Regions from separate parts of the Mus musculus genome. Here region 2 is linked to region 1. A link is a contact called in ENCODE POLR2A ChIA-PET data. All regions are on one chromosome and are shown on one strand. Each heading gives the region's core, a stretch centred on a gene start or an enhancer-like site at or near the end of the contact. The rest is flanking DNA. Distances are from core to core; before and after follow the strand shown. Region 1 overlaps Aox2 (aldehyde oxidase 2). Region 2 holds the start of Clk1 (CDC-like kinase 1).

What was found. ChIA-PET counts read pairs that join two places held with the same protein, here RNA polymerase II (POLR2A).
Region 2: POLR2A ChIA-PET joins it to region 1 with 10 read pairs in Patski. The contact joins the promoter of Clk1 here to the enhancer-like site in region 1. POLR2A ChIA-PET finds 5 or more read pairs at or near these places in 3 of 5 experiments (Patski and embryonic stem cell).

What each region holds. Positions count from the first base shown.
Region 1 is chr1:58,357,399-58,361,571 of GRCm38, forward strand. Aox2 (aldehyde oxidase 2) reads left to right here. Exons shown (of 36, transcript NM_001008419.2): 34 at 1,520-1,687. Among named protein-coding and RNA genes, the nearest start is that of Gm39644, 33 kb to the right of the region's middle. Within about 2 kb of position 1,705, at least 1 of the 3 ENCODE cell types and tissues checked has a DNase peak (open chromatin) inside an H3K27ac peak, as active enhancers do.
Region 2 is chr1:58,422,360-58,426,532 of GRCm38, forward strand. It overlaps Clk1 (CDC-like kinase 1), which reads right to left and starts at 1,729. Exons shown (of 13, transcript NM_001042634.2): 1 at 1,561-1,729.

The sequences.
Region 1 (4,173 bases), core at 455-2,954:
GAGTGCCTATGGTACTGGGGAGGTAAAAGCAGGAAGATATGTGGATATTCAAAGCCAGCCTGGTCGACTCCATGGTGCATTTTACAGTCCAGGTTCCACAGTAAGACCTTGTCTCGGAAACCAAAAAATGAAAACAAAGATTGGGGATAAAAGTCAGCAAGAAAATGCTTGCTTAGTGTGCACACAGCCCCTGGTTCAATTCCCACCACCACCAAAAACAAAACAAAAACCACAAATACAGAAACTTTTCTGAAAAAGAAGACGGCTCTGGTTATTTTGGGTGCGTTCATGGAAGGTAACAATTATCAGAAGCAAAGAATGGCTGTCCCCTCAGACAGACCGTGGAGGGGGTCTCTGTCTCTCCACAGAACCCAGTTCTCCTCTCCTTATTGTCCTTCACCTGCCCGCATGGCCCTCGAATTCCTGCCTGTTGCCTACACGTGAAGGTCTGTCATCGCCCAAGTCTTCCTCTCCTACACTACTGTACTATAGTATAGTATACACTACTGTACTATAGGTTAGTATATACTACTGTACTGTAGTAGAGTATACACTACTGTACTATGGGTTAGTATATACTACTGTACTATAGTATATTATACACTACTGTACTATGGGTTAGTATATACTACTGTACTATAGTATAGTATACACTACTGTACTTGTTAGTATGTTATCCGCTAACACAAGCCAGGGTCCTCTGGGAAGAGGAACTTCAACTGAGAGAATGTTTCTATCAGACTGGCTGGTAGGTGAGTTTGTGGGGGCATTTTCTTGACTCAGGATTTGATGGGGGGTGGGGGAGCCACTGTGGTCAGTCCCACCCTGGGCAAGTGGTCCTGGGTTCTATAAGAAAGCAGGCTGTGCAAGCCAGTAAGCAGCATCCCTCGATGGCCTCTGCATTGGTTTCTGCTTTGAGCTCCTGCCCTGACTCTTCTTCATAATCAGGATCTGTAAGCCAAATAAGCTCTTCCCAAATGGCTGGTGATTCTGTTGTTTCCCCCCAACAATGAAAAGCTCAGGCAAGTATGCTGCTTCCCTTAGCCCCAGGGGCATAATGAGGAACTATTTCCCCCTCTGCTTATGAAGCTGGCAAGGTCAATCCATTGACTGTTCTAATAATGGTGCCCTTCTCTTACCCCACAGAAACACATGGACTGCACGTACATGTAAGCAAGTGTGCATCCCTTCCCATAGAACAAATACTTAACCCAGACAGAACTGAAGATGTAGAAAGTTCCCATTTAAGAAGTGATTTATAAAGCCAGGCGGTGGTGGCGCCTTTAATCCCAGCACTTGGGAGGCAGAGGCAGGCGGATACAGTGCTGAACAAGATGACGCCCTGTCCCAAAGTAGCTTGTTGTCTACTATAGAAGCTTTTAAAACAAATGCACTGTAGAGGCAGGTGACCTCTGTGAATTCATTCTGATCTACATAGTGAGTTTCAGACCAGCCAGAGCCACAAAGTGAGACCCTGTCTCAAAAGGCCAATAAAATAGACAAATGTGTTTTCTTGCAGGGCCTCGGGGAGTCTGGGATGTTCCTAGGGTCATCTGTGTTTTTTGCCATTGTTGATGCGGTGGCTGCGGCACGGAGACAAAGAGACATAGCGGAGGACTTCACAGTGAAGAGCCCAGCAACCCCAGAGTGGGTGCGGATGGCCTGTGCAGATCGGTTCACGGACATGGTAGGGAGCTGCTCTGTTCCTGCAAGCTCACTGCAACTTCCTGCTCCCTTGGCTTCTGTGTCAGTTTGTGACCTAACCTGTGTCTAATCAAGCTATAAAGTGATAGGGCGTGGTAGTAAATGCTTGCAATCCTGGCAGCTGGGAGACTGAGGCTGAATTGTCCTGTAGTGGCTCAGACATTCATCCTAGTCTCCTGAACACAGCAATGAGGACAGTCATCTGCCTCCAACCAGTGCCTCCTCCACGGACAGAGGCAGGAACCAGACACCTCTCAACTCAGGGCTCCTGCATAGCACTCTCCTGGTCTTGCTCATCACAGGGCCACTGTAAGATCACCTTGTCTCTTACTCAAAAGCTTAAGCACATGTGACCTTCAAAACAGTGCTCTGGGTCCCATTTTACAGGGTAGGCATCCTTTTCTGGAGTGGACGCAGAGCAAGGAAAGTAAACGCACGTAATAAAGAGCGCCTCGGAAATTTCACTGCTCATCCGAGCCTCCTTCTCAGCCTCCTCACAGCCTGACTGCTGGAAAATGGCCTCCTGCATTTCCCCAGATTCAGACTGTTTTTAGCCAGCGCGTTGTTTGGCAGAGCTGTCACATACAGTGGGAAGGAGTGACTCACTTAGCTCTTACTCACAGTTCAGGCCAGGCGGCTGGGCTCCGAGGCACATGGGGTGAGACAGCATTTTCTGCCAAGTCTGATAGTTCCTTGCTGAGACCTTGTCAATACACCCTGGTGGACACCAGTTGTCTACTAACTATGCAATGCCCATCAATCAGACACTTTTCTCAATGTGAAAGTAGTCTCAAACTTTCTAAAATATTCATCAATGGCTCCTAGATATCGCTTCATAGTAGGGCCTATATTTAATATTGTAAGGCTCATTTTAATAGTGTTTTACATTTTGTCTTTATAAAAGTAACACATGCTATGCTTGATGGAGCACTTGAGGGGAAGGGTGGATAGGCTTGTCAGTTCAAGGCCAGCCTGGTCTACACAGTGGTTCCCAGAATAGCCTGGTCTACATAATAAGACACTGTATAAGAAAGAGAGAAAGAAAGAAAGAAAGAAAGAAAGAAAGAAAGAAAGAAAGAAAGAAAGAAAGAAAGAAAGAAAGGGGAGAAAGAAAGAAAGAAAGAAAGAAAGAAAGAAAGAAAGAAAGAAAGAAAGAAAGAAAGAAAGAAAGAAAGAAAGAAAGAAAGGGGAGAAAGAAAGAAAGAAAGAAAGAAAGGGGAGAAAGAAAGAAAGAGAGAGAAAGACATGTCCACTTTAGAAAAAGAGTAAGATGGAACTTGAAATCAACCATAATCCTTTCAACCAGAAATGACTGTTTGTTGTGAGAATGTGCATGTGTGTTTGGTACATGTGTGCGTGCTCTTGTGTGTATACTTGTGTTCATGTGTGTTTGAGTGTAGAAGCCAGGCCTGATACTGACACTGGGCATCTTCCTAGATTGATCTCCATCTTACATTTTTAGAATTTATTTTCTTACTTATCTATTTGATATTTATTTATTTATGTGTCTTTGCACATATATGCCTGCCTCTGTGTGCAGATATCTGCAGGCACCCACTGAGGCCAGAAGACAGCACTGAATTCTTGGGAGCTGGAGTTACAGGCAGTTGTAAGCCTGTGAGTTACCTGACATGGCGTTTGGAAATGAAACTCTAGTCCTCTGAGTTAACCATTGGGCTATCCCTCAAGCACCATTACTATTACTTACTGTTATTATAATTCTAAATAAAATTCCCTAGAGCTCTCTGGTCGGTTGGCTAAACCAGTGGTTTGCAAACTTCCCAATGCTGCAACCTTTAATATGGTTCCTCATGTTGTGGCGACCCCATCCATAAGAGTTGTCTTAGTCATGGTGTCTCTTCACGGCAATAGGGCATAACTACGCTTCTGAAAGCCCAACTCCTCCAGCAAGGCCCCCTAGCACCTCTAAATAGTGCCACTTCCTAATGACTAAGCATTGAATATTTGCGCCTATGGGAGCCATTGTTTTGTTTTGTTTTGTAGACAGGGTTTCTCTGTGTAGCCCTGGCTGTCCTGGAACTCATTTTGTAGACCAGGCTGGCCTCAAACTCAGAAATCCTCCTGCCTCTGCCTCCCAAGTGCTGGGACTAAATGAGTGTGCCACCCCTGCCCGGCTATGGGGGGCCATTCTTATTCAAACCACTATACCCTTTTTGAGATCAGTGTGAGCTGTCAGCAAAGAGGAAATAACTCAAAGCCAGCCTTGAGCGAAGTGTCCCAAGGAGAGCAAATTGACAGTGTTTTACAGGAGGCAAGAAACACACAAAATAATCTGCAGGAAATGTCAATATTCCTCTATCCAGTGAAAAGCAGCCATGGGTACATACTTGTGATACCAGCCCTTGGGGGCTGAAGCAGAAGGGTCATGTTTTGAGGCCAGCCTGGGCTACATTGTCAGATCCTGTTTTTAAAAAAAAATTGTGTGAGATGTGTGTATACAAACACATA
Region 2 (4,173 bases), core at 479-2,978, 65 kb after region 1:
ATCCACCTGCCTCTGCCTCCCAAATGCTGAGATTAAAGGTGTGCGCCACCATGCCCGGCCAGATTTTTTTTCACCTTGTTTTCACAATGCCCAAATTCATATTAAGTGAAAAAGGTTTAAAACCTTAAGTGAAAAAGGTTAAAACTTAAGAAAAATGTATGACAGCTCTTTCAGAAGTTCAACTTACAGGTTCACAAGGTTCAATTTCTACCCAAACCAAGTCTCCGACCAACGTAACCACAAGTGACCCTAATTAAGAAGTTTTTTTTTAACTGGGCGTGGTGGTGCACACCTTTAATCTCAGCACTCGGGAGGCAGAGGCAGGCGGACTTCTGAGTAAGAGGCCAGCCTGGTCTATAAAATGAGTTCCAGGACAGCCAGAGCTATACAGAGAAACCCTGTCTGGAACAGCCCCCGCCCCCAAAGTGTTTTGTTTGTTTTTGGTAAAATACCAGTTTGGATGTTATGAAGTGTTTGTTTACAGCTATTAAAAAAAAAAAAAAAAAAAAAAAAAAGCTGCTCAGCAGATGACCTCAATTCCCAATTCACCGTCAAGTAAATGCCCACGGTCCCCGCTGACACTCTTACTGCTAGCAGAGGGAGACTGGGAAAATTATGAAAATATGGGAGGAAAGCCTGAGAAGGTAACAGGCGCGCCTTTTATGCCGAGTCAACAAAATTCGGGCTCCACCAATAAAGCCACTCTACTTAACTGTACAGGACAGGCCATGATGTTGAAAATAAAGCTGTTCAGAGCGGAAGTGACGTACAATCTTAGGGTGTTCCCCTCCTGTTTCCTAAAGGTAAACAACTCCCCCGTTACAACTTTGTTTACAAAGGAAATTTTCTATAACTTTTTTTTTTTTGAGACAGGCTCAAAGGGGATTAAAAGGCGAGCGACAGGCAGTACAGCCCGGCCGTCTTGAGTTTTAATGTTACAAAACCTAAGTAAATCCTAAACCTTCTTAAAAATCACTTGTTCCTCGCTCTCACAAGCGCTGTCCCGGTGTGCCTCGTTTTCATTATGCTCGACTTCGCTATCTATCGACCGCCTCTGAAATTCTTTTCTTCGTCGAAGGCGGAAACTACACAGAACTGAGGTGACAGCCTGCTGTGACGCTGTCCCCGCAGCGCCCATCTCTAACAAGATCAGCGACCGCAGCGTGTGGGGCCGGCCTGGTTACCAAGACCTTTCGCTTCAAATATAAAGAAAAACAGCACCAAAACCTGCGCCGTGCCACCGCCGAGAGCAAAACCAGGACCGACCGAGTCCAAGCGAAGGCCGCGCCCTGGCGCCGCCATGGCGAAGGACGAGCGCGGCCTTCCCCCTACCGCCATCTTAGGTCCCGCCGCGGCAGCTCGGGCTCTTGCAGTCGGCCGGCCCTCCTCGGGACGCGGAGCCTGCGGGCATCGTCCCCGCCTACGCAGAAGCCAGCGGCCAGAGCTCCGCAGCCGGGGCACAGAGCCCCTTCGCGTGGCTCCGCCGTGAAGAGCCGCAGCGGGGTCCTTGGAGGCGGCGGGAAGATACAAGGAAAGGCCCTGACAGACACCGCGTCTTACCTTTCCAACCCTGAAGACAAAGCTTGCAAGGCGAAGACAAAGCTTACAAGGCGACGGCGAGAAGTCTGCAAACGATTACGACGATCTCCCAACACAAAATGGTGCGGACAGACGCAGTGCGAGCTTCTTCTCGGAAAAACTGGTGACGTAGATGGGCGGGGCCTATACCGGTCCTGAGTGCGCAGGCGCGGGCCCGCTGCCCAAATGGGCGAGGGATGGAAGGACTTGGTCCTGACTGTCCTTGCTGTGGCTTCTTGAGGATACTTAGACACTACAGGTTACAGTAATAGTATAATCCACGCTCGCTCTCCCTCTCTCCTTTTTCTCTTCCCTCCTGACTGCAACCTTTTAAACTACACCAACAAAGTATCTCTGGTTAGTAACTCAGTGACTACAGTTATGTTGACCTGTCTTAAACTAGTTTTTAGTGGTTGGGTATGACATGCACTGACGCCAAAAATGTTAGAAATGAGCATGGTGGCACACGCCTTTAATCCCAGCACTTGGGAGGCAGAGACAGGCGGATTTCTGAGTTCGAGGCCAGCCTGGTCTACAAAGTGAGTTCCAGGACAGCCAGGGCTATATATACAGAGAAACCCTGTCTCGAAAACCAAACCAAACCAAACAAAACAAAAAGTTAGAAATGGTGGAACAGGAGCGGAATAGTGTAAATAGACAGATTAGTAAGTAGTCTTGAAGACTTTGAGGATGCCCCCCCCCCCCCCATAGTAGCTTCCCCCAGCCTTGAGTAGGCTGGCTTTGACCTTGTTGCCACTGAGAATGAGACTACCTGGGGTGGAACCTTCCAACTTAGATGGCTCTATTGTTCCGTCACCTGCCACTGCTACCTGCTGAGAGGCCCTTTAGATATTCCAGAGACTTCATCCAGCAGATCACCTACAGGCTGGCAACAGGCATCAAGAATGGCTTGGGGGGCGGGGGGTTATGGTTTTGAGACAGGGTTTCTCTGTGTAGCTCTGGCTGTCCTGGAACTCACTTTGTAGACCAGGCTGGCCTCAAACTCAGAAATCCGCCTGCCTCTGCTTCCCGAGTGCTGGGATTAAAGGCGTGCGCCCCACGCCAGGCTTAAGCACAGACTCTTAGTAAACTTGGGGGCCTTGAACAGAAATGTGTCTTGGCCTCCATTATTTCTCTCGCCATTTCCTTCCATACAGCTCCGGCCTCCCACTCAGGAACCCAGTTAGTGTGGCCTCAGGCGGCTTAACTCCTATTTCGCTGGTAACTCTAAAAAGGTAGATATTAGGGGGAGGAGAAAAAGGGGGGTGCGTAGGTATCAGTTTTGCAACTCCTTTGCTTTCACCTTTAAGAGTTAATCTAGACCTGGGCATGGTGGCATATCCCAGCACTAAGGAGGCAGAGACAAGGGTTATCTCTGAGTACAAGTTCAGTGTGGTCTATATCGCAAATTCTAGCCAGAACTAAAAACAGGGGAAGAGGAGGGTGCTGGCGTTGGCTTAACAGGTAAAGACACAATGCCACCAAGCCTACCTGAGTTCAATCTCCAGGAAACACATACTGGAAAGAGAGAATCAATTCCTACACACACACACACACAAATAAAGTATTTTTTAAAGAAATTAAAAAATTTTTTAAAAATTTAAAAAATTTTAAATGTACATGTATGAATATTTTGCCTACATGTATATGTTGGGGTCCAGGAGTTGGCTCACAAACCACACAAACACTGATCTCAGTCAGACAGGGATAGTTTATTGAACATATGCCCTAAGACTGATCGATCAGGGCTGCAGCTCAGAATTCGAGGGCTGAGCCATGACTACAAACATTTCTCAGGGACAGCTTATTAAAACACACACACACACACACACACACACACACACACACACAAAGTGCTGTGAATTCATACCCAGGTGCAGGAAGTGCTGCCCGGTAGTTAGCTCTGACTCCAGCCATTTTAGATGTAACATCTCATATTGACTTTTAACTTGATGGGTCCTACATAAAGCTTTGTGGAATTTCTTAACATTAACAAACCTCATACAGAACATAACAGGATATGTGATCAGCATGACCCTGCTCTGAGTCAAGTTATTCTCTGTGTCAACAACTGGCAGGCACATTACAGCAACAGTATGAAATAGCTGGAGGGCATGGAACAAAATGACTACAGCTATGCAGGGGCCAGACCTCAACATATATATATGCACGCCAATGGATGCTTGTTGCCTAAGGAGGCCAGAAAGGAGGGTCAGATCCCTTGGAACTGGATTTACAGATGGATATGAGCCTCATGGAACCTAGATCCTCTGCAAGAACAAATGCTTTTAACCATTTCTCCAGCCCCCTAAAAACAAAACCCAAAAAACAAATTGTAATGTCTATTCCTGGTTGTCAACTTGACTATATCTAGAATGAACTACAACCCAGAATTGGAGGCCTCACTTGTGATACAGATTTTGAGGCTGGGAGATACAAGTTTCTGACCTGGATCTTGGCCTGGAGATCTTGAGGCATAGTGGCTATGAAAAGCTTAGGCCCAATCAAGGTAGTACATGTCTTTAATCCCAGGAGACTAAGGCAAGCAGATCTCAGAGTTCACGTCTAGCCTTGGATAAAGCACGTTCTAGGTGA